Linked DNA regions of Homo sapiens: all the other regions are linked to region 1. Evidence: read pairs that join two places in POLR2A ChIA-PET (ENCODE). Cell type or tissue: MCF 10A. All regions are shown on one strand. Links, peaks and the distances in the headings refer to the core of each region. The heading gives the core; the rest is flanking DNA.

Evidence for each region. ChIA-PET counts read pairs that join two places held together with the same protein. Peaks named below come from ENCODE experiments on the same cell type or tissue, not always from the same donor. Only the 100,000 strongest peaks of a DNase experiment are listed, where the experiment ranks them.
Region 2: POLR2A ChIA-PET joins it to region 1 with 8 read pairs; 1 of 35 experiments calls an interaction of 5 or more read pairs at or near these places.
Region 3: POLR2A ChIA-PET joins it to region 1 with 7 read pairs; 2 of 35 experiments call an interaction of 5 or more read pairs at or near these places.
Region 4: POLR2A ChIA-PET joins it to region 1 with 5 read pairs; 2 of 35 experiments call an interaction of 5 or more read pairs at or near these places.

What each region holds. Positions count from the first base shown.
Region 1 is chr2:45,960,923-45,968,693 of GRCh38, reverse strand. All of the region lies in intron 2 of PRKCE (protein kinase C epsilon), which reads right to left. LOC124907761 (a long non-coding RNA gene) reads right to left here. Exons shown (of 2, transcript XR_007086305.1): 1 at 5,243-7,771; 2 at 2,865-3,809. Among named protein-coding and RNA genes, the nearest start is that of PRKCE-AS1, 290 kb to the right of the region's middle. RefSeq lists a silencer at 4,150-4,444 and an enhancer at 4,061-5,260. In MCF 10A, for the core only: no CTCF peak of the experiment used is centred there; a DNase peak (open chromatin) is centred at 4,253.
Region 2 is chr2:45,820,269-45,828,039 of GRCh38, reverse strand. The region is part of intron 1 of PRKCE (protein kinase C epsilon); the gene reads right to left. Among named protein-coding and RNA genes, the nearest start is that of PRKCE-AS1, 150 kb to the right of the region's middle. RefSeq lists enhancers at 3,632-4,153, 4,154-4,676 and a silencer at 5,776-6,070. In MCF 10A, for the core only: no CTCF peak of the experiment used is centred there; a DNase peak (open chromatin) is centred at 4,209.
Region 3 is chr2:46,079,204-46,086,974 of GRCh38, reverse strand. It overlaps PRKCE (protein kinase C epsilon), which reads right to left. Exons shown (of 15, transcript NM_005400.3): 11 at 613-767. Among named protein-coding and RNA genes, the nearest start is that of EPAS1, 210 kb to the left of the region's middle. In MCF 10A, for the core only: no CTCF peak of the experiment used is centred there; a DNase peak (open chromatin) is centred at 4,314.
Region 4 is chr2:45,678,554-45,684,861 of GRCh38, reverse strand. The region is part of intron 1 of PRKCE (protein kinase C epsilon); the gene reads right to left. Among named protein-coding and RNA genes, the nearest start is that of PRKCE-AS1, 6.2 kb to the right of the region's middle. In MCF 10A, for the core only: no CTCF peak of the experiment used is centred there; DNase peaks (open chromatin) are centred at 2,031 and 2,981.

The DNA.
Region 1 (7,771 bases), core at 1,759-5,758:
CTTAGATTGCCTTTCAGTTTAGGAATATTCAGCAGATAATTTCTTTTTCTAAAAAAACTTTTTTATTTCAATAGCTTTGCGATACAAATGGTTTTTGGTTGCACAGATGAATGACATGGTAGCGAAGTCTAAGATTTTAGTGTACCTGTCACCTGAGTTGTGTACATTGTACCCCAATAGGTAGTTTTTCATCATCACCTCCCTCCCATCCTTCTCCTTCTGAGTCTCCAATGTCCATTATACCACTTTGTATGCCTTTGCATACCCTTAGCTTAGCTCCTGCTTTTAAGTGAGAACATGCAGTCTTTGGTTTTCAATTCCTGAGTTACTTCACTTAGAATAATGGAATAATGTCCTCCAAGTCCATCCAAGTTGCTACATAAGACATTATTTCATACTTTATTATGGCGGAGTAGTATTCCATGGTGTGTGTGTGTGTGTGTGTAATATTTTCTTTATCCACTCATTGACTGATGAGCACTTAGATTGATTCCATATCTTTGCAGTTGTGAATCGCTAACAGTGAATTTCTAACACACACAGACGTATGCCTGGATGCCAGCAATGCCTTCCAGAGTATATGGAGCCAAGAACAAGGGTCAACCTTGCCTGGGCCAGACTTGCCAACATGCATGATCTTGGGGCACCACTGTCATTCCTCACTGCAGGACAGTCCCCTACCCTTTGTGTTCAGGGCACACAGGGATCTTTCCCCAGGCAGGTGTGCTGTGGGGTCTTCTTTCTTTTCTCTGAGCTCTCTCTTTTGACCTCCCCTTTCTGCCAGTATGGTTGAATGAGGTATTAGCAGACTGGACAAATTTTGTCCTTTCCCAAAACCTGCCTCATATCCTTGAACAAGTCATTTAATATCTCTGAGCCACTGTTTTCCTATCTTATCTATCAGGAGAGGGGCAATTCCATGGCTCAACCCAAACCTCAAGCTGAGAGGAGCAGCACAGACCCATGTTGGATTCTGAGGCAAAAAGAAAAAAAGAAAAAAAATGAGTCATCCTGACTGTATCTTTACTTCAAATTTTGTTATTTCCTTCATTAATCTGATTTTCTAAACTACTACATTACAATATTATTTGATTCCTGAGACTTGGGGCAGTCCTAAATTCTGCTTGCACCATAGTCCTGACCTTGACTATAATGGTTGATAAAGGCCCAAGTGAAGTTCTTCTTCCTAAGCATACCAGGCTTCGCAAGGGTGGTGGAAGCCTGGCCCCTGTTTGCCCTTCTCTCCCTCTGCTGGTCTACTGTGGGGTGGTAGGTAGGCCTCCAGGACCTCCTTCACCCCAGGGGACACTCCAGGATGGCCCCCAAAATTGATAGTGTAAGGACCAGAAGTGACAGAAAAAATACTGCCAAAAATGTGATGGGTTCAGATGGTGATTGTTGAATTTCACCTGCCATCTAGCACATGCTGAAGGGAGGGTTTTCTCCTCCTATGACCATGGCAGTGGGGTTTGAAGCCAGCTCTGGATCCTGTAGTACATACCGCTCCACATCTGAGGACTACACATAGTAGCGTGAAATGGCCACCATGGGGGTATTTACAGGAAAATCAACAAATGCTACAAATCAGGACTTTCTTGGGGAGGTTGTTGTTAAACATTTACCACCAGCACACCCCTGGCCCTGAGGAGATCAGACATATACAGCCATGGTTCAGGTTCTTTCTCTTTTATCTTTCCAAAAACAGGCTGTATCCACCAAAGCTGTGGCTTTAGTAATCCAATACTGACTTCCAGAAACCCTGCATCTCTCTATCTCCCTGGAGCCAACAATGCCTCACTGAGGAAGAGCGACAGCCTCATCCCTGACCCTGCAGAACCTGCTCCGATGCTCCCTTGTGGCCCCCAACCTGCTGGGGTTCAGCTACCCCCAGATGTTACCTACTTGCCACTGTAAGAGGGAGCGCCTGCCTTATCTTCCCCACACCCCATCCCACAAGGCTTTAGGACCGGGAAAACTGTCAGAAAGACTGGGCTGGGCAAGGAACACTGACTTAACTCTAGAAAAAAGCAGAAATGGGACTAGATTGAGGAAAACCCTGGGGTTGGGGTGGGGGTCAGCTCATCAGGAGGCTTATCTTGGAATCCAGGTAAAGAGTGATTATAGTCTTCAAGGTAATTTTACAACACAAAGAAAACAATTCAACTATCCTGGTATTTTGGTCTAAATAACTGTCAAACCCTGCCTATTCAAAAGCTGAAAGATGTCAGCTAGCATTTATGGGACCCCTGCCAGATGCTGAGCATGATTCCAAGCACCTTAAGTGTATGAGGTACTACTATCTGACACACACGACAGTATCCCGCATGCGTGCAAGGTAGTACCTCACATGTGTGACAGAGCATCACACACGTGCGAGATAGTATCTCACGCACACGTTTGTGGGAGCATCACAGGCACCTGCGGTCATGTTACACATCTATGAAGTATCAACATTACATATTCATGCAATATGTAAGCATCTTACATACTTCCTCTAATATCACAAGGCATTACTTTTGGCACAAAGAGGTTAAATAACTGTCTTGTGAAAGGCCATGCAGCCAACAGTAAATGTCAGTTTGGGATTTCCCACCCTGGCCCAGCCATCCACGCCTCCCAAGGATGGCAAAATAGCCTAGTCCCACTTGTACCCAACTGTGTGTGTAGAAGTTTCCTGTCAGCTGCTGATCACCCACCTCCCCACACATCTGCCCTTGCTCTCACCTAGATACTTAGAAAAGAAAGCTGAGGGGGACTGATTAAGTCATGGCACACCCACATAATGGAACGTAATGCAGCGGTTTAACAAAGCAGCTATGCTAAGCCCACCAAGAAACTAAGCAGAAAAAGAAAACTAAGAAACATGTCGATAGTGTGTATTTATTTGTATAAAATGAGAAAAAAAGAATACACTCAAACGCATATAAGCAAGACTGTGGATGGAAAATTTCTGCAAGGGTATATAATAAGCTATTCATCCTAAAAATGTTTATCATGTGGACACTGGATTCCAGGCAATGTTCTAGGCACAAAGGGATAACCCATGGCTACTCCCTCAATTTTGTTCTCAGATATTCTGGATTTGGTCCTTAATAGACAGGTCTCTGCTAACAAAGCAAGAAATTGCCATGATAGTCCAGAGTACAGTGATTATGACTGGGAGGTGCTCCTCACAGAAGCTAGGGTGCAAACTTTACCTCTCAATCTCTGGGGAGTCTACTTAATTTTCCCTTTCAATAATGCTCTGTTTTGACTTTATAAATTCACTGGTAAATATGCAAGGTCAATGGAAAGAAAACAAAACAAACAAAACCAGGTACTAAAAATCAAAGCAGCCGTGCCTTTTATTTTGTAATTTTCCATAGAACAATAGATGATAATGTTTGCAAGTGAAATAAATACTTCATGACAGTGAGTTTTAAATATTGTGTAAATATTTATGTGATGTCAAAGAATATGTTCTACATGTGTACTCACACAATGCATTAAAGAAAATTTGTTCAAAACAGGAAAGAGGAAACAGCAACTAATTCCCTCAGAGAGATTATTCGATGCTATCTGTATCTTCCCAGAGAGGCACACAATAAGAATCAGAAACGTCTGAGAGGAGAGGTTTGAGATTGCCTGCATGTTTTATTCTGCATGTAATCTAATCAGAAGAGAACGGGTGGCATTTCAAGATTAGCATCTCAAGTTTAACATGAACCGTTGTTTCTCCTTCCTCTTCACTTTCTGAATGATCTTTGCTGTGTTCATGGCAGGATTTATGCTCTGTCCAGGTATGAAAACAAAACTGCAGCTAGTGTTCACTACATAGGAAAAAAAAAGTGAAAATCTCAGACTTTGATACGGTAGGCACAGCAGCATTAGAGTAAACTGAGTCAAAACATGGTGATTGACAGATAATGTGAGAAAAGAAGATGCCAAACCCCAATCTCACTGCCCCATGGTTTCTGATGCCAAGCACACTGTGTTGAACACAAAGAAGCACCGAGGAGCAGTGATTTCACTTAAGCAGGAAGCCTGCTAGCCTCTAGTCTATATTCATTCATTCATTCATTCGCCCATTCGTTCATTCCCTCCTCCATCCATTCACAGTTACATATTACAGTCATGGTGGAACTTTACTGCATGCTTCTGGTACCCAGTAAAAATTACTACTTCCAGGAGGAAACCACAGAGCAAAAAGCCTCCAGGCAGACCTGCTGAAAGCTCAAAGAGTGCTCCCAGCCTGGGAAATCTGCCAAGTGGGGCACCAGCCAAGGGTGGGACCAGAATCCCTGTTGGTGCCAGTGATGATCTGAGATGAATCACAGGAAACTGAGCAATTGCTGCATTCTCGGGCACCTGAGCACAATGGAGCTCACGTTCCATGAGGCCAGGTTCTGGCCACTGCTCATGCTTCTAAAATGCTGTATTAAAACGGGCCTGTGGACAGCAGGATTAAAAGTCTTAGTAGGGTCTCTGCCTGTCCCCAGGTGCTGGTTGGTGAACATGGAAAGGGTGTGAATGTGCCGAGTAGAGTGGGACATTCCTCCCTCGAACAAATAACAAGCCTTTTAATGCCATAGGCACTGCAACCCTAAAGGCTATGGGGTTATTTATTGAAAAACCCACACCCTTCCAGTGCTGTTCGTAGCAGCCATTCCACATCACCCAGTCAGTGGCAGGCCACATTCATGAGACTAAAGCAAAGTGAACTCAAGATCACACCCTTCGACGTCACAAGGCTCCCAGCTACCTCACCTTGGGCTCCACAGAGCTTCTCAAAGGTACGTGCCTGCACAATTTCCCAGACTACCGCAGTGAGCCAACTTTTTAGTTCCTCAAACTCCTTCTTTACTAAGGCAGTTTTGAGCACTTGCTAATTTTAAAGTCAGAATTAAAAAGAAAAATAATGGTCTTTCCCAAGAGATCTGGAGTCCCGGCAGGGCGCCCAGAATGCTGACCAGGTGGGTATTCTGATTAGATGACCTGGGAAGGAAGAATTTCAGGGAATCTGAAGATAAAATGGAGATAAAAGGCAATGAAAGAATGGTAAGGCAAAGGAAATGGAGAAAGACAGAGGATAAAAGAGGTAAAGATGGCCGGGCGCGGTAGCTCATGCCTGTAATCTCAGTACTTCGGAAGGCCAAGGTGGGCGGATCACCTGAGGTCAGGAGTTCTAGACCAGCCTGGCCAACATGGCGAAACCCTGTCTCTAGTAAAAACACAAAAATTAGCCGGGCGTGGTGGCGCACACCTGTAATCCCAGCTACTCGGGAGGCTGAGGCAGGAGAGTTGCTTGAACCAGGGAGGCAGAGGTTGCAGTGAGCCGAGATCACGCCACCACACTCCATGTTGGGCAATAGAGCAAGACTCGGTCTAAAAAAATAAATAAATAAAAACAAGTAAAGATGATTATTATGCCACCCAGTCTGAGCTGGTAATTACCTAAATGAACCCCACATGTTCCCAGAAAGCAGAGGGACTCATTTTACATAACACAATCTACTCTCCCTGGTTTTTTGGTTCCTACTGATCAGGAAACGAGCTTGCCTTCCTTCCATCCTCCCTTCTATCGACCCAGGCCCATCTAGTCCCCACGGCAGGGCACTGGGAGATAGACGTCCCTTAGGAAGCTTCATATAGGTGAACAAGCCCCAAGTCTTTCCACAGAAACAGCTATAATGGCCACAGCTCTTGTGGAACTTATATCTTTTCCTTTGGCTTCAAAAACCTGCTTCAATTAAACTTTTTCTTACCAGTTTTTATGTTCCACTGAGACTGACCAAAACTCTGCACATGGAGAGAGGGATGAGAAGGTCAAAAGCAATAATGCTTTTAATAACTGAAAGCATCCCAGAATCGAACTCATGCTCCTTCAGGGCTCAGGAGCTCTGACACGCACATGCACACAGCACAGTGCCTCTCCCTGACACCCCCGCTGCTGGCACTTCTCCCAGGCCAGGGGACATCATAGTCCAGGAAATTTGCCAGATTCCCAGTTATTCGGGCCTTAAGGCTTGGCAACTCCTCTCTCCCCCGGAGCTGTCTTCTATAGTGATATGAGAATGTTGGGAAAAGAATAGTCACTGTGTGAGGAAAAAAGTCTATTTCTAATAGCTCTGCAACCAAGAGAAACATCAGCTAAATGCTGAGCTGCATATCTATAAACTTCCATTTGGAGAAAATGAAAACTGCCAAGAGGGGAACAAAAAAGGAAGGGGGGTGGTGGGCGTTTTCAGTTTAATGAACCTGAGAAAAAATTCTGAGGCCACAGATGCTTAAGGGAGATCCAGTTAGCTCAGTCCTTGGTGCTAATGAAGTAAAAGTAGCGACCAAATTCCTCAAATGAGTGAGTTATCTTTGTCTAGAAGGTAAATATTACTGGCCACAGGCCCTGCCTTAAATCTCAGCCAGATTTCTTATAGGTATACATTCTTTAGGGCCCTGGGGGGAAAGTAGGAATGGTTCTACATTACCCAACTTCTTTCCTAAAATTCACCTTCCATCCTACACCTTGCTGACCTCAGGAAAGCCCAAGAGTTGTGTCTTTACTTAAAGAAAGTGTCACTTTCCTAATCCAAAAATCTAAGCCCTGCATACGCTAGTCACCCACTTGCCTTTTCAGTAGGTTTTGGTTTAAGCAGTACCTGGGAACAGGTAGCAAAGGCGAGGCTGGGGTTGAGGTCTACCACAGTCTTAAGAATCCCTGGCAGCCGGGCGCGGTGGTTCACGCCTGTAATCCCAGCACTTTGCCAGGCCGAGGCAGGTGGATCACCTGAGGTCGGGATTTCGAGACCAGCCTGACCAACATGGAGAAACCCCGTCTCTACTAAAAATACAAAATTAGCTGGGCTTCGCGGCACATGCCTGTAATCCCAGCTACTCAGGAAGCTCAGGCAGGAGAATCGCTTGAACCCGGGAGGCAGAGGTTGCAGTGAGCCAAGATCACACCATTGCACTCCAGCCCGGACAACAAAAGTGAAACTCCGTCTCAAAGAAAAAAAAAAAAGAATCCTGGCAATGGAGTAGCACTGCCCTGGCCAAGGCAGGCTGCTACACCTCTGAAATGCTAACAAGCCTGGCTCCTCAGCTAAAGCTGCTCCTGAACTGAAAGTCTAAATGGGGTCTCTGCCTGTCCCCAGGTGCTACTTGGTGAACATGGAAAGGGTGTGAAATGTGCCAAGTGAAATGGGACATTCCCCCCTCAAACAAATAACAAGACTTTTAGTGCCATAGGCATTGCAGCCCTAAAGGCTATGGGGTTACAGAAACCGACTCACGGAAAATGAATGACACAATAAATCTTGATTACTATCTTCAGCTGCTGAATTTGAGATAACTTGTTATATAGCAGTAGATACTTCATTCAAGAGGTAATAGGTAAAGCAGGAGAAAGTCAGGGTAAACATTGCAAGGAAAAATGTTTTTAACTCTGAGACTTGTTCACTGCTCAACCAAATCGGGGGGGGAAAGGAGGTAGGTATTGTGACTACTGTACTTGGTGTTACACACTCCTGCCTATGGAGAGAAGCAGAGGAAGGATCAATGCTATGATAGGTCAGCTTATATTAGAATCACTATCACATGGAAACCAGGGCCTGTGTATAAGTGAGTAAGGCTGACTTAGCTCCTGAGAGCTGGGAATTCAGAGACGCTAAAGTCCTGGTATTCTAAAAAATAAAGTGATCCCTCTTGCTTCCAGCCCCTCTGTGTTTGCTTTACTCCTTAGTGCCAGGCTTTCAACCCTGTTGAAACAGAAAGCCTCTGCGAGGGCCATTATAAG
Region 2 (7,771 bases), core at 1,918-5,917, 140 kb after region 1:
CCAGCTATTCAGAGTCACTATCTTTGTATGTACAGGAATCTGCTGGAATATATTCTCCTATTTGTCTCGAGTTCTTTATAAGACAGGAAAAAAGAAAAAAAGAAAAATGCTGGTGCTCTAAGGAAACGAAGCATAAGTCTCAAATTTATATAACATAAAGTAAAACAGAATTTATTAGGTATGTCAAAGTCAGTGACATTTCCCTTTAATCCAATATTAATCAGTTGACTCTGTGTTGAATTTTGAAGGTATAAATCAAATTTTTAAGACTTTTAGATTTTATATCAAAACAATGAACAAGATGTAAATAAGAAGGAGGACATGATTTTCTGTTTTCTGGGATAGAACCTGCCTTAACATGTAATCTAATGGTGCACTAAACTGTCCAACTGGCTTTTATTCTGTAACTAAGTAATACATAAGTTTTGAAGTACAAATTATATATGGAAGCACGGACTATCTATTCTCTGAAAATGGGCAACTCTCCTTATACATCTGTGCTTGTTTTCTACATGATTTATGAAGTCCAGGCCTTTAAAAATGAACAATTCCGGCTCATACAGCTGGACAACAAATGAGACTCACATATGCTCAAGCCCACACCACGATCTGAACCACAAGGGAAGATATTTCCTGAAGCACACAGCAGAAAGGATCTGAAAACTGTTCAAGCTCTGAATGTCAGAATAGATCCTTCATTTATGATCTTCTATCCTAGATATTAGATTTCCATATGATATTTTGGTCAAACACACGTAAGAATTGTATCATCTTTGATCCAGGAAAGCCCTGATCATCGAAAAAGCCAGCCCGACTGGTGCAGAGAGAGGAGCAGATGCAAAGGCATGGAGGTAGGGGAAGACTTGGTCTTTGCCAGTAGTTGAAGCAGACGGGTGTGACTGGAGCAGAGTGTGGAGGGCAGTTGGAGATGAGGTCAGAGAGCCAGGGCCTGGCACGTGCTTTGGCTTTGGCCGTGAGTGAGATGGGAAGCCAGAGGAGAGACTGCAGAGCAGTGAGATGCTGTGACTCACACTTTAAAAGGTGGCTGCATGGAGAATAAACTTCAGGCACCCATGAGGACGCAGGAAGGCAACTTAGGAGCCTATGGCAATAGTCCAGACAAGTGATGATGGTGGCTGGGAAGGGGTGGTGGTAGTGGAGGTGATGGGAATTGGTCAGATTCTGAATGTAATTTGAAGATAGAGCCAAAAGGATTTGCTGCGGGATTGCACGTAGTGTGTGAGATAAGGAGGGGAGGCAGGGATTGCATGGAGACTTCTGGCCTGACCTAAACATGGAGCTGCCCTTGGCTGAACAGAAGACGGTGATCAGAACAGGGTGGGTGGGGTGAACAGGAGCAGGTTTGCACTGGCCATGTCGGAGACATCTGTGAGACAGCCGGGGACAGCTGCATCTACAGATCTGAAGTTCGGGGGGAAGGTCCAAGCTTAAGACCTGAATTTGGTAGTTGGCAGCAGATAGATGGCACTGACCCACAATCTGTGACCCACAATCCTGACAGCCACAGCTCTAAAAACTAAAAGTTTTATTGAAGTTTGGGTCAAAATTATTCAGCAATAAAACCTAACCCAAAATGACATAAGGCTATTTGCTGTCTATGTTTATTCTACTTCATGTGAATATTTGTACATTTGTGATATAGAAATATTATTTGTTTGATCACAAAGACCTGCCCCAGAATCTAGTGGGAATGTCATGTAACATACAGAATATTTACTATATTAACCTTCTAAAATTCCCCCAAATGCTTTATTTCTAAACAAATCTAGCCCTAAGCATTTTGGATAAAAGATATGGATCTGTAGTTTGAGCCATGAAACTAGAGGAATGAGGACTGACCCTGGAGCCCTCCAACACATTGAGACCAGGAGGGTGAGGAGGATCTGCTCCGGTGTCTGAAAATGCAAAGGCCTGACTTCTACTGCCCTGGGTGGGGTCTACTTTGACTTCTCTCCTTCCATACCATCACCACCAAACATGCACCCTCTTCACAGACACATGACTTATAAAAGCCCTGCTTCTGTTAACTTTCTGTATATCTTCTAAAGAGATGGCAAAAAAACCTAAGTCTATCATCCCCCCATCCCCCCGTCCCTGCCAAATATACACTGTGGGGTATGTTTTTGTTTTTGAAATAGGATCTTGCTCTGTTGCCCAGGCTGGAAAGCAGTGGTATGATCATAGCTCACTGCAGCTTCTAACTCCTGGGCTCAAGTGATCTTCCTGCCTCAGCCTCCCAAGTAGCTGGGACTACAGGTGCATGCCACCATGCCTGGCTAATTTTTTTTAACATACTTTGTAGAGATAGGGTCTCGCTACGTTACCCAGGCTGGTCTCGAACTCCTGGCTTCAAGCGATCCTCCTCTCTTGGCCTCCCAAAGCGCTGGGATTATAGGAGCAAGCTACTGGGCCCAGCTGCATACTGTAGTTTTTATTAAATCAGGTGTAACATTGATTTCATGCACCACTGAACTAACTGTCTGCACTTTTTGCAAAGTGAGGTTTGTGTGGTGGGGAAAAAAAAAGTAGGAAAACTGAACTAATGTTTCAAGTTGGCATAATGGCATTTCCTGTTGCTAAGAAACCTATCTGCCTGCTGCTGTTGCTCTAACACAGTTTGGTGTCCCACCCCTCACCGCTAAACACCTTAGCTCCGAAATTCTGTCAAGATACACTGGTGGGGGCTGCAGCAGGGCCCCCCCAAGTCCCAGGCCTGTTGCAGGAAAACCGTGGCTAGTGCCTAAACCTATTGCCCAAGGTGCTCTCTTACTTAGGCTGCAGAGCCACAAGTTCCCCACAAGGTGCAGCTCCTGTTTTAAGGTGAGACACAGAAAAGGGAGTAAGAGGATTAGAACCAAGGCCAGGCAAAGATGACACTGGCATAGCTGTTGTTATGAAGGCTACTAGTTCTACATTCATCCCCGGAGGAAAAAAGTAATGTGGAGTTGGCAAATTTGCTGAAATCTAAACAAAAAGGCAGTCTCATTTCTCAATCCATGTACCCCACCAGGCGAACCCACGTTCAGCAGAACCTTTTCCCGGTTCCCACCACCCAACCTCTCCAACCCCGTCTCCTGCCCTGACTGCAGCTTTCTTGGCCCAGAAAACCTCCACATCAACCAAAATTGTTGGCCCATTCAACTTCTAAGGGAGAAGAGAAAGAAGAGACAGGAAATCTCCATTAGAATTTCCCCCTTCATTCATAAACAGATAAGCAACACACAACAAATCAGAAAACTCACATAAAGGGAGGGGTGGCGATCATTAAATACCAACTGGAAAATTGCTCATGGGTCACAACTATTGAAACTGGGTGGTAGAGGCATGAGGGTCCATTATTCTGCTCTATTTTTGAATATGTTTGAAATTTTCCATAATAAAATAAAAAGAAAAGGAGGAGAAAAAGAAGGGAGGAAATGAGGGAGGGAGGGACGGAGGGAGGGAGGGAGGAAATGGTCAACTTAAGTAGCCCAACCGGACTGTTATCCAAAGGCTAATTCTAGGCTTTCTTGAAGAGCTCAATTGGGGAAGGGAGTCCTCCCCACCAGTCCAACCCAATGCCCTGCTGGGGACACAACACGCCCCGCTTAAGAGACTCCCCGAGCTGCTTCCCTGGTCCTCCTGTGTGGATATAGCAGGTGGTGGTGCTTTTAATGTTTTGTTCAGGATTCACAATGGTAAGGGCTTTGGAAAGAAAGGAGTTGATCACTTCATCCTTTCCTTTCTTCATAAAGATGTTTGCCCTGACTTCAAAGGCTGTCTGTTTACCTTAGATGATTGGAGAGGATTAATGGAACTAATTGTGTTAACAACAGAACAGTCCTGCTGAAGCCTGCAAATTATCCCTGATTCTCTTTGATTGCCTCAAGATTACCTCTCCACCAACAAACATAGTAAACTTGCATACAGCCATGCTGGGCTGTGCCCTCATAGAAAGCTGGGAGTGCAGTCAGCACTACACAGGATGGAACTGCAGCAGCCTGCAGGGTGTGTGACATAAGCCTGCCAACCTCCCTGCAGTGCCAAGGAAAGCCAGTGAGCCAGTGAGCACATCCTGTGAGTGCAATGCCCAGTCCATCTCAGCTGAGCCAGACGCCATATCCTTGCTCCTCCCAGGAGCTGCGAGCCTCTGGGCAGGCCTCTGCGAAAGCTCTGCCAGCACGGAACAGACCCAGTTGTCCAGAGCACATGCCTCTCAGATGCCTCTGTGGCTGCCAGCAGCAAAGCTGGACATGCCCTCAGAGGTGGAACTGGGCCCAGGGAACAACCTGGGAAATCAGCCAGAGGCACAGGTATGGAACACTGGAAGCTCTCTGTCCCAGGCAGATGGAAGCTGCTCTCCTAGGATGCCTACTGGTGGCATTTAAACCAAGAAGTTGGGAGTGCCTGCCACCATGGCCCACTCCTGGCTTCCTTTCTGCTCCCTACCCCCGACTTTCTTGCTGTGGAGTGACTATCTGGAGTGTAACACATCCCCTGGTACCCAATTAGTCAAGTAGAAGAAAATCCACCACTTACTTTCCTTGAAAGTCAAGTCACTCTCTGATTCTTTAATTCATTAATCTGTCAGTGAATGGCAGGTTTCCTGATTTAATGAGATCCAAAAGTTTCAATAGCCTGTCTGCGAAAGTAATTCAACAGCTCAGCTACTAGGGGTGAAATATTTTCCAACCAATTCCAGTTCCTTTTCATCCAGAAAGAGCAGAGGCTCAACGTTACTGCTGATAACTCTCATAGATCCAGGTGTGTCGTTTGAAGTAGCAGGAAGGCTGTGGTCCTCGAGGACAAACTTCTCAAGCCTTAAGAATCCCAGGCCTGGGAATCTATCCCAATATTCAAAGCCCTAGTGGAGTCCATTTCATTCCTTGACAAGTTTCCTGGAGCACACGGCTTGACAGCAAGGAACAACTTCAGTAGGAGCCCAGGCTCCTTGGGGACAGAGTCCATACCTCTTTGTTTCCCCTGGGCCTAGCATGGCACCTGGTCAATTGGGGTGGGAGTGGGGGTTTAACAGGAATTAATGACAAGGCAGTGACTAACAGAACCCAATCAAAAAATGAAATAGATCCATCACTTATCTGTGATTATATTTTGGCCATCCCATACCAATCGTATACCCTACAGTGGGAGAGAAGGGTAATTACTAATGAGAGTTTTGCATAAGGGAATCATTACTGAAATAAAAAGTTAAGAAGCAACTCTCCTTACAGAGACAGAAGGTTAAAAAGCAAGCACTCCTAACTAAGGCAGAAAAGAGAAATCTATAGAAAAGTCTTAGCAATGATGGAACTCACTCAGTGAGTGACACGGATTCGGACGTCTTGCCCCACAGCACCTCCAAAGGCACCCCAACCACCACTTAAATTGCCAAGCTGTTCTTAGTTACCCAGGTGGAAAGTGCAAATCCCATGGCACAAAGCTCTCTATGCCCAGAGTCATTACAGGGCACCCCAGCCCAGGCACAAGGAAGAGAGTGACTGTGCAGACTTGGGGATGGCTGGCAGTTACCCTTGTGTCCACATCCAGCAACAGACACATCTGCAGACAGCCACGACCCTGCAGGCAGGACCTGGGCCACCCCAGAGGGTTTGCACCCCCAGGCGCTGACCTCATCTGCTGGGGTTGCTTGTGGGTACACAATGTGGGCTGCTTTCTCATTTCTCCCAAGAGCCCACAGCACTTTTCTCCCGGGCTGGCTCAAGTTTCATCCTCCGTAAATCGGCTGCTGTTAAAATGCCATGGGGCCTTCCCTAAACTACAAAATACAAAATTACCATTCTCCCTTTTGGAGGTGACAGGAACATTTAGCTTCCCTGTCTCTGTGTGCCTTTGTACACACACAAATTTGATATCTACAAAAACTGATATGTGTGGACATTACACAACCATTTCTGAAAAGGTACACACAAATGACTCAGAAACAGAGTACCCTGGACAGGTGCCAGAACATTCTGCACCCTGCTCTCCCAGGCCCTTCAGCCGAAGCCGGCTACAGGTCCTCCCACGCCCCGCACCTCAGAGCTCCTCAGTCACTAAGCCCCCTCAAGCCCTTCACTGTAAGCTGCTGTGCCCACCCTTCGGTTCCATTCTCGTCCCTGGTGCCAATCCTCAGCCTCTAGCCTGACAGCTCCTAGGTCTTCCCTTACTCTCCTCAGCATGAATCCACCCAGCAGATAGAATCTCAATTAGCTGATCTACAATACAGCTGCCATCGGGACACTTCTTGCCCAAGCCTTCCCTCTGTCCCCAGGGTGACATTCATTTCCACAACACTGCAACCCACTTCTGTACTGTGGCCTGCATTCCAATCATACCTTATTTACCACCACCAGTGCCCAATGCTCAGGCCGGGCTCCCCTGGCCACCATCCTGCCCAAGTCCCCCGACACATGCCAGTCCCCAAATCAGCCTCATGCTGGGCTCCAAATACCTTCTTTCCTAGGGCACATCCTGACTCCTCAATCCTTCCTCCAGCAGTCTCCCTCTGAGACACCCCTTGGGCATTGAGGGTCAACTGGGTTGTCAGGAACTCTCTTCTCACCTGTACTACTAGTCCCCAGGTAGGTTCCACAGGTAGCCCTTCAGAGGTGTGGCCTGCTCTATACCTCCACCCCCACCATCCTCCTGGGCCCAGCAAAGGGTCCTACATTTAGAGGCTGCTCAATTCACATTTGTTGCTTGTGTCCACTCCAGGCTATGGTGGTCTGTCTCTTCCCTTAGAAACTCTAACTTAGGGGAGATAATTACCTCCACTTGTAAATATTCAATGTTGAGTAAAGTAACTCTAGACATAAATAATATTTTTAAATGCTGTCCCTCCTTTCCATCAATCACCAACTTCTAAATATTACAAAAAGGAAGTATGCCCACAGCCTGTGAGATAGGGTACAAGAGGCTTGAAGGGGTGAATTATCCCAGACTAGCCTTGGAAGTCCTGAACCAAGAGCCTCCTCCACCTCCCTACCCCAGGCTTGGCTCCCCTGACCCTTGGGGCTCAAATATGCTGGCTGTGTAATCTCTTGTATAAGGTGATTTGTCGCCAGACCCAAACAAGTTTTCTGGATGTGAGGGAGCTAGAGCTAGAACCTCATAAGATTGCAGTTTGTTGCCATGCTGGGGGGTGGGAAGGGGGTGGGGAGACAGAAGGCCAGGTGTCTTGCCTTGCTTCTGCCACTAAGGTCAACATGACCCAGGACAATCTCTTGGGGCCTCAACTGTAAACTCTTGCAGGGACAATGCAAAAATCTGCAACAACCATGCACCAAACAGAAAGTTGGGAATGATCGAGAACAACAAATGAAGACAGAGAAGCTTTCAGTTTGAAAACTTCAATTGCATTTGTGTCGGGAAACAAGACTCAAGGACAAAAGGCCTCCTAAGGACCTCACTTCCAAATAGCAAAGTTAAAAAATCTTCAACTCTGTGATTCCTGCTGTCACGAGTCATTTCTCTTGCTGACATTTAACATCCTTCAAAACCCAGCCCTGAAATTCCCAACTGTCTCCCACCCCCTTATGCCTCAGCCATATTGCCCTCCTACTATGCCAGGCCTTTCTCATTCTGCCCTTCCTTAGCACAGTTCATTCCTCCCAAACTCCCCCTCTCCCCCTCCAAATAAAATCTACCTACATTTTCAGGCCTACTTCCACCTCGAATCTATTACCCTCTCGATCCTGGAGTTCCCCACCAGGCAGGTCCACACCCGTATCCTTCTTGCTGGTCCCTGGAGATTACCCTCTCCCCACATGTT
Region 3 (7,771 bases), core at 1,923-5,922, 120 kb before region 1:
AGTGTGCGCGTGCATGTGTGTGTGGACGTGCGTGTGTTTCTTGGAAGGGGAGTGGGCAGTAATAAAGGATTGGATGATCTGCAAAAAGTAACTTCCTGTTGGATATTGTCTAGTTCCCATTCCTTGTTCCCCACCCAAGATCATAAACCCCCAGTCCCTCAAGCAACTCCTCCTTCCCTGATTCTATCTGCTGGAGAAAACTAAGCCAAACAAACTCAGGAAGTGGCAAGAGACTAGGAAGGGGAGGAAGTTCATGGCACAGAAGAAACACGTAAAGAGAATGCCCTGATGTTCAAGGAAGAGGGTGGAGGAGAGAGAGAAAAACGAAGGTCACACCAAGGTCACCTGGCACCAAGCCTTTAAAATGTCATGCTTGAGCTTTAAATCAAAACTGGCACAAACAGTGGGTCAAATCTCCCAGGGCCATTCAAATACTAACATTCACAGGAATAAACAGCCCCCAAAAAAGTCTTCTGTAAGCAAATTGGAACAAACAACTAATCTAAAGCAGGTTGCTAAGAGACGAGTGGGCAGGAGCTGAAGTCAGTTCAAGTGTCTGAAGCATCCTTTATTTTCTTCACTTTCAGGAAAGAGGAGGAGAGAAGAGGCTACCTGTAGATGACTCCATGCTGGTGGAGGAACATGAGGGCCGATGTGACCTCTGCAGCATAGAACCGTGAACGAGGCTCGTCGAATTTTCGGGAGCGCTGAATCTGAAACATGAGGTCTCCACCATTTACATATTCCATGACGAAAAAGAGGCGGTCCTGAAAGGAGAGAAGAAAATGCCATTTGGGTCATTTGATTGCAGCTGCCCACACAGGCCAGCTTAGTGTGAGCTCAGTGTAAGGTTACCAAGACTCAAGGGGGAAGAAGCCTCAAAGGTGGGTGAATCCTGGTAGCACCTGATCCATAAAGAAGACAAACGAATAAAGCACACAGATTAGGGTATGAAGCACAATTTTACTTTTTCTCTGTCCGCCTTCGGTGGGCATCACCTCGGTCTAGTGGAAGAAGCCTAAATGGACAGAAAGGAGACCTGGATCTTTGATTTTTGTTGTCATCTGGAAGTGTGATCTTGGACAAGTCTCTGCCCTTTTGGGGCTCCAGTTGTCTTTATATGTGTGGTAGGTTGAACAATCCTCCTCTAGAAGATATCCAGGTCCTAACCCTTGAATGTGTGAATGTTACCTTATATGGCTAAAAAAAAAAAAAAAAACAAAAACAAAAAAAAAAAACGGATTTTGCAGATGTAATTAAGTGAAGGATCCTGAGATAGGGAGGTTATCCTGGATTACCAGCGTGGGTCTTAAATACAATCATAAGTGTCCTTATAAGAGGCAGGTAGAGGAAGACCTGAGTCAGGGAGGAGGAGGCCAAGTGGCCACAGAGGCAGAGATTGGAGTGAAACAGTCACAAGCCAAAGGATGCAGACAGCCCCAGAAGCTGGAAGAGGCAAGGAGCGGAACCTCTGGAGGGAGAACAGCCTAGCCAGCACCTTCATGTAGGCCCAGTGATGCTAGACTCTTGGCTTCCAGAACTGCCAGAGAATACATTTCTATTGTTTTAAGGCACCAAGTTTGCAGTAATTTGTTGAGGCAGTCCCAGGAGACCAATAGATTGCAATGTGGAATCAAGACTGTGAACCCCCATGCACTGTGAGGGCCACTTTTTACTTTGGAGGATATTCCTTCCAGGATCCCCTATGGTTTCCTCCTGCAAGGCAGCCCTCAGAACGGCCAAACCACAGTCACACCTTATTGTAGGTGGCCCCCTCTTACCTGCAATCCATGATGATGTGGGGAGAGGATGGACTGACATTCTCTTTGCACCGTTTCTTGACTATTATATTCTAAGCTCCTAGGGTGCTAAGCTGCTAGGTGAGGGCAAATAATTACAAGCCATTGCTGTCCTGGGGAGCTTACAATCCAGGGGTGGAGATGGGAAATGGACAAAATGATAAAAAAACAAAATAAGAGTCGAATGCATGAAAGACACCAGGTGCTAAAAAGATTCAGAGAAAAAGGAGCTCTCTGACTTGGGAGGCCATGGAGGATTTTAGATGCAGCTAGGCCTGGAGAGAAAAAGAAGGTCGGGGGCAGCAGGAACCAATGCCAGGACATGGGAACGGAGTGAGCAAGTTTAGGGGCCAGTAAACTGACCAGATCAGTTGTAGAGGAAGGTTAGCGAAGTAAATGGTGAGGTTTAAAAGGCCAGAGAGGCAGAGCACATTCTTTTTTTTTTTTTTTTTTTTTTGATGGAGTCTCGCTCTGTTGCTAGGCTGGAGTGCAGTGGTGCGATCTCAGCTCACTGCAACTTCTGACTCCCTGGTTCAAGCGATTCTCCTGCCTCAGACTCCTGAGTAGCTGGGATTACAGACACACACCACCATGCCCAGTTAATTTTTTTATTTTTAGTAGAGATGGCGTTTCACCATGTTGGCCAGGATGGTCTTGATCTCCTGACCTCGTGATCCACCCGCCTTGGCCTCCCAAAGTGCTGGGATTATAGGCATGAGCCACCGTGCCCGGCTCACATTTTTAACACATAGGTATAGTCTAAGTGAAGCTTCCAGGAGGATGTTAGCATATTATTTTCCATTAGGTCTCAGTAACATTTACCAATGAGCTTCTTTATTTACAAAGCATATCTATCTTACTATTGACATCTCTTTGAAAATAAAGTCCATAGTTAAGAATTGTTACTAATTCAAACTACCTTCACCCCCACTCCAGTCTCCAGAATTATTCCATCTTTACCGGTATTCACAAAGGGCCTAAGTCCAGCTTTTCTTCCATTTACTTTGCCCTTCGCCTTCAAAGCCTACCTCGTTTTCTCCCCAGAGTACAATTTTGTAATCAGAAGTACATGGGCTGCCTTGCCCACTGTTTATTCAATCATCCATTCTCCACTCAAATCCTCATTTCAAAAATTAAATGCTCTCGCCAACCCCAGACCACTGGAATCAGAATTTCTGAGGGTGGGGGCCTGGCCTTAGTAATTGTGAAAGCTCCTCAGGTGATTCCCATGTGCGGCCAGGGTTGAGAAGCACTGACTCTCCTCCATCTGGTTTCTGCCTAGGTATCTTGCATCTGTGCAATATAAGGATTATACATTATTCTGGTCTCCTTTTTTGTCATTTCAAGGATTCCTTCCAAGAACAAAGACTCTTAAACTTGTGCATTAGAATCACATGGAAGCTTGTTAGGACATGGATTCCTGAGCCCCCCAACTCAGATATCTGGTTCAGAAGATCTGGGGCGGAGTCTGAAAATCTGAATCCTCTAACAAGTTTCCGGGCAATGCTGGCAGGCCAGGGACAACACTCTGACAGCCTCTGCCCTGCAGCACCAGGATAAGCCTTTCACATGGGAAGTACAGCTGGATCATTCACTGAACACTGAACCACACCACCTGAAACAGCCACTGAAGTGCCCATTCCACAGTCACCAGCCCTGGACTCGGACTTTAGCAACAATGGAGTATTTCCTTGACTGTGTTTAGGAGACTCCAAATCTCTGAAGGGGAAAAAATCTCCCCTCCCCATCATCCTCCCTGGATGCTTTTTATTCTACCAACACTGGACACAGTTTTTAAGAGTAGGGGCTGTGGGATGAGAAAGAGGCCTTCCCATATCGGTTTTATCACTCACTGGCTGCAAATGACTCAGGCAAATGCCTTTGGCTCTCTGTGCTCAGTTTTCTGATCTGTAAAAATGAGGATGGGCCGGGCGTAGTGGCTCATGCCTGTAATCCCAGAACTTTGGGAGACTGAGGTAGGCAGATCACTTGAGGCCAGGAGATCGAGATCAACCTGGCCAACATGGCGAAACCCTGTCTATACAAAAAATACAAAATTAGCTGGGCATGGTGGCGCATGCCTGTAATCCCAGCTACTCAGGAGGCTGAGGCATGAAAGAGAATCATTTGAGCTCGGGAGGTGGAAGTTGCAGTGAGCTGAGATTGCGCCACTGCACTCCAGCCTGGGTGACAGAGAGAAACTCCGTCTCAAAAAAAAATCAGGATGATTGAGTAATAGAAGCTGCCTTACAGAATTCTCATGAAGGTTAAATTATATGTTAAAATGCCTGTCTCAAAATGAAGATTGGCTATGACTGTTGCTATAGATGCTATTCCAGCAGTTATTATCGTAAGTCTTCATTTTCTTTGACCTCTCTGCAGCTTTCTTCCCTGACCACATCCTCTTTCAACACACACTTGTTTCCCTTGGCTTTCAGGCTTCCCCCCTAAATTTCTGGCAGGGTTTTCTCTGCCTCTCTCATGGGCTTCGCCTCTTCCCAGCTGTTAAGTGTTGGAATCCCACGAGGCTGGGCTCCAGATGCTCCCCATCCTCACTGAGTGCTTGCTGAGGATCTTGTCCACGCCCAGTTTCCAAGGCACCTCTATGCAGATGACTCACAAGCTCCGGACCACTCATCCAACTGCGGTTCTGACATCTCCATCCAGATGCCCCAAAGGCACTCAAGCCCAATATGTCCAAAATTGACTTCACGATCTACCCCAATGAACTAGTTCTCTAGGTCTCGGGGCAAAGCTTCACCCTTCAGAAACCTTAGTCATTTAATACCTCTCTCTCCCTCAGCCCTCACCAAGTCCTGTCATATTTACTTATCGTATCTTTGCATTTTGTACCTTTTTCCCTGTATACTTGTCCATTTCTCTCTCTCTCTACCACCATCATGCCCACCATTATGGCCCAAGCAACTATCATCCCTTGTCTAGATTCTTGCAGATGCCTTGCTTCTGATGCTCCCCACATTTATTGCAAATGCTGGTCACGCTCCAGGTAGAGGGACCTTGCCGAAACAGAAATCTGCTTGTAACCCACCCCGCTTCCTCCTCTAAGTCCACTGCTTAGTTTTTTTGAGAGTCTTGCTCTGTCACCCAGGCTGGAGTGTAATGGTGTGATCTTGGCTCACTGCAACCTCGCCTCCCAGGTTCAAGTGATTCTCCTGCCTCAGCCTCCCGAGTAGCTGGGAGTAAGGCAAATGCCACCATGCCCAGCTATTTTTTGTATTTTTAGTAGAGATGGGGTTTTGCCATGCTGCCCAGGCTGGTCTCAAACTCCTGACTTCAAGTGATCCACTCACCTTGGCCTCCCAGAATGCTGGGATTACAAGCATGAGCCACCGTGCCCAGCCTCTATAGCTTGATTCTATTAAAGTCTCCCTGTTACTCTAGGAATAAACGGAAAACTCTCTAATATGCTTCAAAGTCTGTGTGATCTTCTCAGTCTTCTCCTTTCCAGCTGTCGCTTGTTCCCTCTGCCCCAGGGCTTTACTCACACTGTTCTTTCTGCCTGGAACGTTTTCTTCTCTCCCCTCCTCACCCTTCAGATCTCAGCACAACCATCTTTTCTCCCAGGAAGCTGCCCCTGACTTCTCTGACAAGGTCAGATCCCCCTGTGACGTGCTACACTCTCTGTTGTAGCATTCAGCACAGCTGAGGTTTTATTTGTGTAATTAATTTATAACTTTCTCCCCTCCCCGCCGTAGTCTGTGTGCTTCATGAGGGCAGGAACTGTTGGTAACTCTGGCTTGCTGTTTTTTAAGGGAATTGAACTAACCTGAAAGAGAAGTTGTTATAATCTCTTTTAAAAGCAAACACCATGTGAATAGAAGAACAAAAAAGGTTAGGGGGCTATAAGAAGCAAAGAGTGATCTAAATATTTATATCTGCAGGCCAGGTGTGGTGGCTCATGCCTGTGATCCCAGCACTTTGGGAGGCTGAGGTGGCAGGATGGCTTGAGGCCTAAACAACATACCAAGACCCTGTCTATACAAAAAAATTAAAAAGTTAGCCAGGCATCGTGGTGCACGCCTGTAGTTCCAGCTACTTGGGAGGCTGAGGTGGGAGGGTTGCTTGAGCCCAGGAGGTGAAGGCTTCAGTGAGTTGTGATCGCACCACTGTGCTCCAGCCTGGGCAACACGGTGAAACCCTGCCTCTAAAAATGTGTGTGTGTGTGTGTGTGTGTGTGTGTGTATGCATAACTGCAAATTCTTACTGCTTAGTTAAGTTAGCTAGTTAAGCCAGCCTGCTGCCGTGAGCCTGTGTCTGCAGAACCTGGAGCTGGGTGCCCACTCTCACCATTTCAGAGGGTCTGTCTATATCAACACCCCAGTATTTGGTTATGGACTTGAGTGGTTCTTTTGTTCTTTGGATAGTTGTCTTCACTTCCCAGTGAGATGTTCAGCTCCTTGAGGAACACACTTATTCTTCCTAGCAATCCCAAGCAATACTAGCTCCAAACTCCATACCTGAGGAGGTGCTCAAACAAAATCTGCTCATCCAACCTTCACTCCAGGGAGCACCATGAGAGGAGGAATTTTTGTGGCTTTAGTTCCTTACTGTAGTCCAGCAACTAGAACTGAGCCAGGCATATAGTGGGTTCCTATTATGTCTGCGTCAAATGCCTGAGTTCTTGAACACCCACCATGGACATGGTTCAGATTGCTAGAAACTCAAAGGTAATCCAGAGTTGGTTTCCCCACATCATTTCTATTGTAAAACCTCATCTTGAGCTATTCTCACTTTAGCCCATTTTGAACTTTAGTTTTAACTTGTTTTCTACTCAACAAAGCTCCATGTTCATGACCCCAAAGCACGATCAACTCTTTTTTTACACATTAAGGGTGTTTTAAAGCAAGGTAAAATTTTCATTTCCCCTCACTCTACTGAGTCTGCATTGTTTCTGACCTCCAAATCTAACACATTTGAGAAGCATGTTTTGATGCAGGGTGAGAACCTCAAGTCATTCTGAGAACTGCTTAATTACGTAAATGAAATCAAAAGAAAGCTGGCAAACCCAGCAGCTACTCATTAATCCCCTCTTGGCATGGGTAGAAAACAAAACAAAACAAAACATCAACTTCCTGGTAAAGTAAGCAAATACGTTTTCTGAGGTAATCAAAGATTTTAAAAGCCTTATTCCACCTCCTCCTCCCTTAATCTCACCTGAATGTCTAAAAAGTTACGGTCTTGTGATAGCAAGTAAAATAATAAAATTAGGAAAGAGATTATGTGTCATGGCCATTTAGGGTAAGAATAGTTCATAATGACCTACTGGCTGGAAGAACCACATCGTGTGTTTGAAATTCCCATTGGGCTCCATTTTCCCAGAGCGTTAATCTTTCCTGTCTTTGAAGAGAAAACTAGGCCTGCCCTGTTTGCCTTTCAAGGTGTGACGGATAGCCAGAGGCTTCTCCTTAGCAGCAGTTAGGTTTCTTTGGACACACAGATTCTCCATCACCTGTCAGCTGTTTATACGTGCAAAGATTTTATAGCTCTTACATCGATTTCACATAAATGACCAACTAAAGACCAGGCTTGGAACAGCCCATACTTGATATGCTGGTGACAGCATGAGCAGTTTCTCCAATGTACCATATAAGGAAATTGTGGGTCCTAACTTCACACTCTGAAACATCTTCTCCCCTCCATGTCTATATCATCTAACCTATCAATTCAACAGGTCTTTCCTGGGGGCCCAGATTTTGGGTAGGTGGCTGGGGGATATAGAAGATGATATAAGCCATGGCTTATGTTTTTCAAGAGCTAGAAACTGAAGACAGGAAATCATGGAAAACAACACAAAATGCTGTATAATTATGTGCTAAACTCTCCTGTATCCAATCAGACTGTGAAGTCTATGCATCTGGATTGTATCTTAGCACCCCCTAGAGAATAATCATCGCTCATCCAGGCTTTATCACTTAGAGAAGATCATTACACAAAACAGTCCTATGGAAAGT
Region 4 (6,308 bases), core at 406-4,405, 280 kb after region 1:
CTATTTGCAAATTACAAATGGGGTTGACTGGGGACACACAAGTCCCATGCATTCCCTCCTTGGATGCGCACACTACCCCTTACACACGTCACAGAAAGCACTGCCACCTCTGGCAGACCCAGCCCCAAGTCTGGGTGCCCATTTGGCAAAAGAAATGAAAATCGAGGTGCAGTCCCAACTTGCCCCCTGACTAGGCGCCCAGATGCAGGAAACCAGAAAGAGCAACTCAGCTTAGCCCTGTAGGTCACATGCCACTAGGGGGTTGTAAAATCAATATTGTAGGTCCAACCAACATTTTTTAAGTAAAATAATAGGTTATTAACATAGATCAAATGCCTCTCAATGTAGTGAGGGTAAGTGCTATTCCACTGCTCCTTATGGTGCATGCTATGCCGCAAGGCAGAATATATTTCCTATAGAGAGTCTAGGTCAGATATCTGAAAGCCCAGCCTTAGGCTTGACTGTGGTGTTCATGTGAGCACAGATGAAATAGCCCTGATCCTCCCCAGCGTCATTTCAGAATCATGCTTGCCTATCCCCCCATCTCCTCATGGTTTCTTCACCAGGAGCCAAGACCTTCTGGTTAATCAAAGAGGTCTAGATTCAAAATACAAATTTCCTGAAAAAGGGAATCCACTGCCTTATATTCACACTGGGTTCTAAATGGCCAACTTCAGAAGCTCCTGGGAGCAGGTTTCAATGAGGTAGAGAGACACCATCACCTCTCTGAATGCACAGGGGAAGAATAAAGAGACCTCCCCCTTGACTTGACAAGTTTTCCCACCTCTGGCATAATTTCTCACTCCCTCCTACCAGCAAACACCAAGTCAGCTGTGGTCTGAAGTTGTTTATGGTGTTCAGTGGCAAGGCAGTTTGAAACTTCCAGCTAATAAGTCCCTGGGTTGATGGTGAACTTAGCTTCCCACATTATTTCTGTCCCCCACCACAAGAAATGATTGAGAATTGGCTGCAAACTTAGCTGCCTATCAATGGATAATATATATCTAGCCAAGGGATGGAGAAACAGGAACATCTACCACCAAAGGCAGACACTGGATTCCAGTGGAGTATAGCTGGGAGGACGGAGCACACAAGACTGCCTGGGACCGTTTATCTTGTTATATTTTATCTTTTGTCATCAGTATACAGTTCCAGCTCTAATGACTTGTTCAAGGTAAGAAGATGTCTTCTGAACTTGCCATAAATACTGCTCCCGCAAAGCATTTCCCCCCAGCTCCCATGCAGCAGTCAGACTTCATTCCATCCTATCTCTCATTCTTTCCAACTAGAAGCAAAGGTACTTGAGAGCAAAATCCTTCAGCATCCTCTCCCTGCTGTCCTAAGCCCACAGTTGGGTCTAGAACTACTTGGCACCTTACTCCTCGGGGTATTACTTTTCTTATCTCATTTCCTCACTATTTCTGAGAAGGGCAAGACCTGCCAAGGAGACTGGGCCTGAAAATAGTTCTGCTCCTATGACGATTCCAAAGAAAGATGTCTCACATTTCCTAATGCCACTTGGCTGACTGCTTGAGGGGAAAAAATTGTCACAGTCTATGGGGGTGCTAATTAGCATCAATTAAAACTCAGCTAGCCTGCCCTGGCACTGAATTACCTGCAGGACTTGCTCAGTCCTTGTGAAAATCAAAGGGAAATCCAGAGACAAAGAGATTCTGCGGTGATAGGAATATCAACTTACTTTCCCCACTGAACATTTCAACCAACGCTTGGCTAGCCAGTATCCTTTCATTCAGGAAGTAAAATCTCTGCTGGATTTGTCAAGAGGATAAAATGCTCAAAGTTACTAAGGCCATTACAAACTATTCCCCCATTAAAAATAAATAAAAGACGTACAATATTCTTTTTTCGTAAAGAGAACTGAGGTGACTTTACAACTACATACACATAGCCTTCAATAAACAGGCTTTATTTCTTGCCTACTATATGCCAGGAACACCTCAATTTACCGTGGCAGAAAACTAGAATCTTGGCTGGGCGTGGCGGCTCACACCTATAATCTCAACACCTTGGGAGGCTGAGGTGGGTGAATCACCTGAGGTCAGGAGTTGAAACATGATGAAACCCCGTTTCTACTAAAAATACCAAAAATAGCCAGGCATGGTGGCACATGCCTGTAATCCCAGCTACTTGTGAGGCTGAGGCAGGAGAATTGCTTGAATCCAGGAGGTGGAGGTTACAGTGAGTGGAGATCGCGCCATTGCACTCCAGCCTGGGCAACAAGAGTGAAACTCCATCTCAAAAAGAAAATTAGCCAGGCAAGGTGATGTGTGCCTGTAATCCCAGTTACTTGGGAGGCTGAGGCCCAAGAGTCACTTGAACCCAGGAGGCAGAGGTTGGAGTCAGCCAAGATCGTGCCACTGCACTCCAGCCTGGTCAACAGAGCAAGATTCTGTCTCAAAAAAAATAAATAAATAAAAAATAAAACTAGAATCTCAAAGTTATCTGGGAACCAAACTACCCCCTTACCACCAGTGTGTTATTTCAAAAGTTCCTACCTCGTACTCTCAGACAGGCACCCTCTGTAAAATCGGTGCTCATCAAACATCATTTTGAAAAAGAAAATGAGTAAGAAATCATGTTATCTGTAAAAAATGAGTTAGAAATCATGTTATCTGAAAAAAAGAATAAGAAATCATATTATGAAGTTCAAACTTATCAAATTCTACACTTTAAATATGGGCAGTTTGTATGTCAGAGATGTCTCAGTAAAGCTGTTTGTAAAAAATTTAATAAGTTCATTTATGATTGTTTGGATAAACAACACTTATATTTTAATAAGCTTAAACACTACCATTTCATAATTAAAATAAAAACCAAGTTTACTGCCCATAAAGAGCACTGGTGAAGAATTTGAATGGCGAGGAGAACCCTGAGTCTGCACCACTGGGGCGGTGTGGCTGGGGAGGAGAAACAAATGCATGCAAAGGTTACTAATAACCCAAGACAGGATGTAATAAGTGCCAAATGAGTGACTCAGACAATACATGTCACAGGAGTAGTGACTGCTGACCATGCACTTAGTGAGCACCAAGCCAGGCTGCTGCTTTAATACAGGGCATGCATGCCTCTCACAGTCCTTGGGGTTTGGATTCCCACAGGCATTGTCTATTTGTGTCCACGCATGGGGAATGGCAGTTGCATTACCAAGAAATAGCCCCAGCTCTGGTCTCTCTGATCTCATCCACAGGCCCAGGTAGAGATAATCAGCAGAGCCAGATGAATTTCAGGAATATAATTTCAGATGAAACAGCTCAAGGAGTCAAGTGGGACATTAATCACAGGTGGAAGCACCAAAACCAAAACAATTTTGGCTGGCCTGTACTTAGGTGCATCATAAACGCCTACCTGGGTACTCTGACAACTTTTTCATGACTCAGTTTACAAATAGATATAATGGGACCATTTTCCAAATGGTGATTTTAAAATCACCTGGTTAAAATTTAGGATAACTACATTGCCCTAGACACTCAATCACAATTACTTCCCACCAGGAGGCTTATTATATTAAGAAAATGCTATGCCTTTTTTTTTTTTTTTTTTTTTTTTTTTTTTGAGACAGAGTCTTGCTCTGTCTCCCAGGCTGGAGTGCAGTGGGGTGATCTCGGCTCACTGCAACCTCTGCCTCCTGGGTTCAAGCGCTTCTCCTGCCTCAGCCTCCCGAGTGACTGGGATTACAGGTGCATGCTACCACACCCAGCTAATTTTTGTATTTTTAGTAGAGACGGGGTTTTAGCATCTTGGCCAGGCTGGTCTTGAACTCCTTATCTCATGATCCACCCACCTCGGCCTCCCAAAGTGCTGGGATTACAGGCGTGCGCCACCGCACTCAGCCCAAAAATGCTATGTCTTTAAATGACATGTATAGATTATAATACATAAGTTACTAGAGTTTTAAATCTCTAACCTCTAACACAGGGTCTGGTGGCCTGGAACACAGTAGGTAGTCAATAAACGTTGAATGAAGAGCAAATATCCTGTATAAGAACTTCAGGGTACCTAAGACAACTCTCTAATTGTTTTACATGTGTTCATCTGGTTTTTGTTAAAAGCATGTTGAGACAAACCATATGTTCTTATTTATCTTCACAAGTTGAAAGGTATAGGCTATTGGAAAGACTCTACAATAGGTGCATTTGTTAAAAAGGCTTTTCTGCTCTCTTAAAGACCATTTAACAGCAAGACATCTTGGCCATATATGTATGTATATATCTGAGAGTCTGTGAGTTTTAGCCTACTGGCAGAAGTCGGCTGGCCTTTATCAAGCCTGTTTTTATCTTACTTTCCCCGTTTGGTTCACCATGTCGCAAGCATGTAAACAGTCCAACTTTAAAGTTTAACCCTGGGCACCATAAAACTAACAGTTAAAGAAACAAGTTTGCGCCTAAAAGGCCAAAATAAGCATCCCCACCACAGGTTAGCGAATATTTAGGTTATCAGAAGTGTAATTCTCTTTTTCCATTCTCACACCCTGCAGAGGGGAAAGAAGGGGGCACACAGAGCGGTTGTATGCTTATTCCATCCAATCAGCACTAACAAACTAACATCTCCTAACTTGGCAAGAACCAGTCTTGCTGCTAGACCTCCTAAGATTGCTGGTGTCCACCACTGAAATCCAACAAAGTTATTAACCTCTGGAGGTTTAGAACACCAATATCAAACCATCATGTCATTATTTGTCTAATGACATCTATTGTTTCTAGAATAGCTAGCCCTGGTCTGTGAATGGTAGCCTCAAATCTGTACCCTCACTCTTTATCCCAATAAACCTGTTCATCTCTGAATGTTTCTCTTTACCTCTCTTGTTTAATAGTTATCATCTCCCTCAAATGCTCTACTAATACAGAAATGTGCTAAATCTCTTCCCAGATCTAACATCATGAAATAAAATTATGGAGACAGGGCAGAGCCTAGGTTTAGAAGAGAGACTTCTCATGCCCTTTGCTCTACAAGGACTTCACCTTCATGTTGCATGGTCCTTTGGGCAGGCCCGGAAGAGCCAAGCTGAACCAGTCCTCTCTACCCTAGCTGGAGGGAACACAGAAGAAGGAAGGCAAAGTGCCTACAGAGGTCAATCAACACCACTACAGCAGGGCCCCACATACACCCGCAGACTACAGGCTCCCTGTTCTTGGTGGACATCAGCTCCCCATATCCCCTCTTCTTGTAAGTGTTCCACATGCACCCACTCTGTGCATTATCCCGATCCACCCCATCATTCAAGTTCTACTGCTACTGAAAAGGCTTCATAACTATTACAACCTGTACACCCATGAGCTTGACCTCCTTAGATCCACAGTACTTCCTGTCCATATTGTCTACTTGGCACTTATTATAAACAGACTTAGATTTTAATATATATGGACTTTATTTTCCCTGTTAGATTGCAAACTGAGGGCAGAATTATTTTCTTTAGCCCAGTATCACCTTTCACAGAGTATATATGCTATAAAAATTTGTGAATTGATGTGGAATAAAGTGAAGTAAGACACATTGCTTTCTCCAGTATAGCTCTTAGAGGGAATAATCTCAATCTTAGTGGAAATAATTAGGCTTCCAATACTGTGTATTCTTTTGAGTATATGTGTGCCTGTAGTTTCGTGTTTACAGCAAAGTACTATGCATGGAAGTCCTGGGGCAGATTCTATTGCAGCCACACTGCCATTCTGCTGCTTGCATATTTATGAAAAATTATCCTTTCAGGATGAAATTTTCCATGACTGGCTTCGGATCCAAAAGAAGGGTGTTTCTCTCTCTTTTCTATTCTTTTGGAAAATTTGAACAATATCCAGTCAGCCATGTAGAAGTTGGGCATTAGTGAAAAAAACAATGACATGTTTTGTCTTTCAAAATCAATGTAAGCCTTTCTTTTGCGTGACCAATTAAAAAACAACTAACTTCAAAATGAGAAACCTTCCACTCGTCTAGGCCTCAACAAGGATGAACCTGAGTGATAGTAGAAGTTAATGGAATGGAAACAGAACACAAACAAAATGAGTATGTATCTCTTCATTATACTTGCTTTAAGTTTCACAAATTCCCAAAGTTGTGTGCCTCTTCCCATGACTTCTAAAATTGAAAAATGTAATGTATTTATGAAATCAGAGTCCATCGAGGCTGAGCTAAAGCTCAGAGAAATGAAAAAAAAAAATCCAGATAATTACATGATAAACTTCTGGACAGTAAATAATTTATTTATCTTGAAAGAAAGGTTCCCTCCAAATTTTTCTCAAAATAGAGTCGTTTGCCTTCTAACCTCTTATCTATAAAATGTCCTCACATGATATTAG